Regions from separate parts of the Homo sapiens genome. Here region 2 is linked to region 1. Evidence: read pairs that join two places in POLR2A ChIA-PET (ENCODE). Cell type or tissue: GM12878. All regions are shown on one strand.

What was found. Peaks named below come from ENCODE experiments on the same cell type or tissue, not always from the same donor. Only the 100,000 strongest peaks of a DNase experiment are listed, where the experiment ranks them.
Region 2: POLR2A ChIA-PET joins it to region 1 with 11 read pairs; 1 of 35 experiments calls an interaction of 5 or more read pairs at or near these places.

Annotation. Positions count from the first base shown.
Region 1 is chr11:131,185,395-131,187,894 of GRCh38, reverse strand. LOC105369578 (a long non-coding RNA gene) reads left to right here and starts at 1,174. Exons shown (of 5, transcript XR_948201.3): 1 at 1,174-1,264; 2 at 1,442-1,548. It overlaps LOC107984412 (a long non-coding RNA gene), which reads right to left and starts at 1,085. Exons shown (of 4, transcript XR_001748463.2): 1 at 768-1,085. RefSeq lists an enhancer at 1,017-1,246. In GM12878, no CTCF peak of the experiment used is centred here; a DNase peak (open chromatin) is centred at 1,044; H3K4me3 peaks cover 820 bases.
Region 2 is chr11:131,105,460-131,107,959 of GRCh38, reverse strand. No RefSeq gene overlaps it. Among named protein-coding and RNA genes, the nearest start is that of SNX19, 190 kb to the right of the region's middle. In GM12878, no CTCF peak of the experiment used is centred here; no DNase peak of the experiment used is centred here.

The sequences.
Region 1 (2,500 bases):
CACCAGGCTGGAGTGCAGTGGTGTGATCTCAGCCCATTACAACCTCTGCCTCCTGTGTTCAAGCGATTCTGCTGCCTCAGCCTCCCGAGTAGCTGGGACTACAGGCACGTGCCATCACGCCCAGCTAATTTTTGTATTTTCAGTAGAGACGGGGTTTCACCAAATTGGCCAGGCTGGTCTCGAACTCCTGACCTCGTGATCCACCCACCTCAGCCTCCCAAAGGGCTGGGATTACAGACGTGAGCCACCGCGCCCAGCCTCCTATTTTTCCAATAAAAAAACTAAGGCACAAAGGGCCTATGAGAGTTTCCAGCAACCACCAAGGCCATCCTTATGAGGAATGGCTTACTAGAATTGGTCTGCATCCAGGAGCTCAATCATACTAGCACACCTGTTGAACGATGGATAGAGATATAGGGTAAGCAAAGGTGAAATGTCTCCAGTCAGTACCCATCCAATTAGTACTCAACTCAGGGCCCCTAGAAAACACTGTGCTTTCACTTCATAACAGTAGCCAGAAACGATGAAACAAAACAAAACAAAAAAACACTGGGCAAATTGTCATGAGTAGCTAAGGATCCATTTCATTTAGCAAATAGTGTTGGTCCCAGGAAAAAGCACCAAGCCTGGGAATCCCTGCCACAATGACAGAATCACATTCAACAGCTGCTTCCAGCATAGGATGCAATCCCCGCCGCCAGCATCCCTCCCACCTCCAGAAATAGTAAACATCTGCCAAGAGAGAGCCCCATTAGTAAAATTCCCACCTTCTAAGGGTCATCGATTGGCTTTCTTCTGAGCTTCCTGCCTGCTTCCCTCATCTCTGCAGCCTGTTAGAGCCTGCCACGACCGCGTGGGCAACCCCTAGCTGCAGTTTCTTTCCTCTTCTCTGCCCTCAGCACTTTCCCCTCCAGGAGCACAACTCTGAGCTGTCATTCCTGTCAACCAGATGGGAGATCAGCCACAAAGCTGCTCCGCCTCTCGCAAGGACAGGAACTCTTGTGGCAGGCAGGCTTTCGGGGCGGCTCCAAGAGGGAGTGAGTGAGTCTGGGCCTCTTAGTCGCTGTGGTCATGGTAAGGGAAAGTGACCTGTTTGTCACCAGGTTTCCCTTGGAAGTCCCCCACCCTCAGGCCTGGCTCCCCGCACTTCCCCTTTTGGTCCCTTCTGCTCTCACAGCTTCACTGCAGCCAGCGTGGAGCAGGATGCTGACAGCAGAGTGGCTCCAGTGAGCTGCCATTCCAGATGTCAGGAACAAGCTCACAGGTAGGAGCCCTGTAGGATATTTATGACTTTAATTCCTCGGTAGAGGTTTTTGTTCTTTCATGCGGCGACATATGAATCGCTACTCATTTGCTCCTGTATTTCCACGTCAGTGGCAATTATGGAAGGGCTGCTGGCTTCTTGTACGAACCCACAAGTTATGATCCCTACATATTTCAGACTGAGTGAAGCCGAGAAGGATTGCAAACACCAGTGAGAAAGGGCTGGGAGACAACAGTGACGGAGAAGAGGAGCAGGCTTTCAGGCGATAAGGTGGCTGTGAACTGGTGAGGAGAGGCGGGAAAGTGCCCACTGTTTTGAGGGGCTGGTCTAGGCATCCTGGGCTTCCCTGGCCAGGTTGCGGGGGAGGTTTGGGGGATGGTGGGGGGAAGGTGGTGCAGGCCCAGCTGTAGAGGATTTGAGCTTTGCTCTGCCCAGCAGCTAGCACATTTGTCCGTCTGTGACCTTGGGAAAGTCACTTCCCTTATCTGGCTCCTGCTTTCCCCAGCTTTGAAATGAGGACAGGCCTCCTGGGAGGAGGGAAGAATGCACCGAAGCATGCACTGATGAAAGTTTCTATCCAAAGACCCAGAGCCACACTGCTCTTCATGGAATGGGGCTGTATCCTGGCTCAACAACCACAGCATTTTCACACTTAACAAAAGAAAAGGTCTGTCAAAATCCAGTATGCCACCAACTGGGGAATATAAACCCCCTTTCTACTTTTTTTAAGTTTACAACAAATTCATAAAGCAAAGAGGCTTTTTTATTTCATGTTTGTCAATAAACCTGGCAATAGAAATACCAATTTGAACAGCAATTTTCCTGCTGGTCTGAGCTGAAATTAGCTATGGATGAATTGGTTTTCAGTTTTTACATGTAAATAATCTCCACACCCCCTGCTCCTATAGACAGTTGTAAGACATTACCCTGTTTCATGGCCATGTCTCTGCCCAAATCTTTGGTTCTTGAAGGTGACACCCATTTTTGCTGCAATGACTCTGACCAATTCTGGTCTAAAGCCTGGGCACAAAGGGCATATTGCTGCAACCACATGGCCAGCAGGGAGGCGGAGGTGGCAGCCTGTCCAGACAGGGTGGAGAAAGGCTTGGAATATGGATGTCCTGAGGACCAATGGAGGCTTGCCCCATTGACCTTCATCACTGTGCCCCGCTGACCTTCATCACTGTGCCCCGTGCCCCGCTGACCTTCATCACTGTGCCTCACTGACCTTCATCT
Region 2 (2,500 bases), 80 kb after region 1:
CCTTCCTTGGCAGTTCCAGCCCACATGGAAATACTTCTTTAATTTGATCTCCCAATGCATTTACTATACAGGTTCCTTCCCTTGATACTTAAACACTGTTTAACAGTTATTATATATTTTATAAATTTATCAAAGATTGCAGTCTTTCAGGGCAGAAACCATATCTCACCTTTCAGTTATGGTTCTGCAGTGCCCAGCCTGTTCCCCTCAGGACACTCTCATGTCATGGACAGAAGGTGGGGCCTTAAATCAAAGAACTAGGTTTAGGTTCTTTCCCTTGCTGGTCTATGACCCTGGCAAGACACATGTGAGCCCACCAAGATTTGCTGTCCACTTCTTTCTTAGTAATAAAACCCCTGTTTTTAGCTTGAACATGATCATTTGGAATAAAGAGAATATGTTCTAGTCCCCTTTAAACTGGCCACATGACCAGGTTCCAGCTGGTGAGGTCAAAGTGACAGCTGTGTAAGATTTTGCCCTTTCTTGATTTGGTTCTTCTAGCTGCTACTTGAAATTTGTATACAGTAGCTGCAGTTATATCTAGCTGCCCTTGTGGAACTGTTTGGATGGGGGCCACATCTAGGGAAGGTGGAGCCTGAATATCTAACAGTAGTTTCATGAGGCCATCAAACTACCCCTGCACTGTGTGCTTCAAAACTTTATTTAAAATGAGAGATAAATAAATGTTACTTGCAAGCTGACTTTAATCCTAACTAAATACTCTGAACCTTAGGTTTCTCACCAATACAATGTAGATAATTCATACCTTCATGGCATGTAAAGCAAATAGTACAAATGTAAACTCACTGTTACAGTGGAAGTTGAATTGTAAACACTTACAGAAAAATAATGAAGACATTAAAAGTACAAGGGAGAGAGTAAGAGAGACAGACTAGTGATTTGCATAAACGCTGGGCTGGCATTTCAGAAGGAGTACACCAGGCATAAGGGCTGAGCTGGTCCTTGGAAGAACCAATTAGTCCTTCCCTGCACTAACTTCAGATTGTAACCAGCATGAGCTGTTCTACACCGTAATTTCCCACACATGTGAACATGGACATAAAAAAGACCTTGAGGGGGACCCCCATAGGAAAGATCAGAAAGTCTGCAGTAAAGGGGGCAAAGTGGGAAGCAAAGCACCAACTTAGTGTCACTTCCAATGAACTTGAAAAACGGAAAGAAGGAAAAGCCATCTTTAACGGTTAGAAAGAGAGTTTATCTTTCTCCACTGTCCGTGAAAGGTGGATTTATCATGGATTTCTTCCTTCTTCTCCTTTATTTTTTTCTTCCACTACTCACTCCATTATCTTGTCAGTTAGAACCACCAGCTCTCCCAGAATCCTCCATCACTTCTCTCCTGCCACCCCTAGAAAATGCCTGCAGAATCCTGGCCCATCATTCACGGCCAAGCCAGAGCCTGCCCCTCTCAGATTCCAAGTTTGCCCTCCCGCTGGCGTGATAAGACAGACTGATGGATGGAGAGGTGGTTTCTCATAATGCCTGGTACTGGGCCCTCTATTACCATGAAGCATGGTCCTCCCCCTCCCGCCTCCGTTCCTTCATAACTCCCACGTAACTCCCCTGTGCGCCTCACAAAATCACACTTACCCATGCATGCTTTTCCAGGAGATTTTCTGCCCACCTTCTCAATACACTGGGCATGGACCGCGCTCTGCACACAAGTTCTACCTGTCGTGTATTATATCTTCCCCTTAGAAAGGATCTGTCTCTCTAAGAAGGACTTTACAAGAGTTTGTTTTAAAATGATTCCAACTACAGTGTGCTGAGCCTGTGTCAGATGTGTTTACCTATGGTATCAGTTAATACCCACGTGGCATCCCAGCTTCTAAGTGGAGAAAAGACCTGCAGGGAAGCTCTAAAATGCCAGCATCCTCTGGGTATTAAATAGCAGAACTAGGATTGTGGGCTTTTTTTTTTTTTTTTTTTTTTTTTTGAGACAGAGTCTTGCTCTGTTGCCCAGGCTGGAGTACAATAGCATGATCTCAGCTCACTGCAACCTCTGCCTCCCGGGTTCATGTGATTCTTCTGCCCCAGCCTCCCGAGTAGCTGGGACTACAGGTGTGTGCCACCATGCCCAGCTAATTTTTATATTTTTAGTAAAGAAGGAGTTTCACCATGTTGGCCAAGCTGGTCTCGAACTCCTGACCTCAGGTGATTCACTTGCCTCAGCCTCCCAAAGTGCTGGGATTGCAGGCATGAGCCACTGCACCTGGCTCAGAACTAGAGTTTGAACCCAAAGTTCTCTGCCTTGCAGCCTACTATATTCCACCACGTTTTCTCTGTCTCTTCATTAGTCTAGAAATATAGAACCTAAAAAGATGGGTGGACCCTGCTATGGTCTGAATGCTTATGTCTCCCCAAAATGTATATGCTGAAATTCTCACCTCCATGGTGATGCTATTAGGAGGTAGGGGCTTTGGGATATGATTAAGTCATGAGGGTAGAGCTCTCACAAATGGGATTAGTATCCTTATAAAAG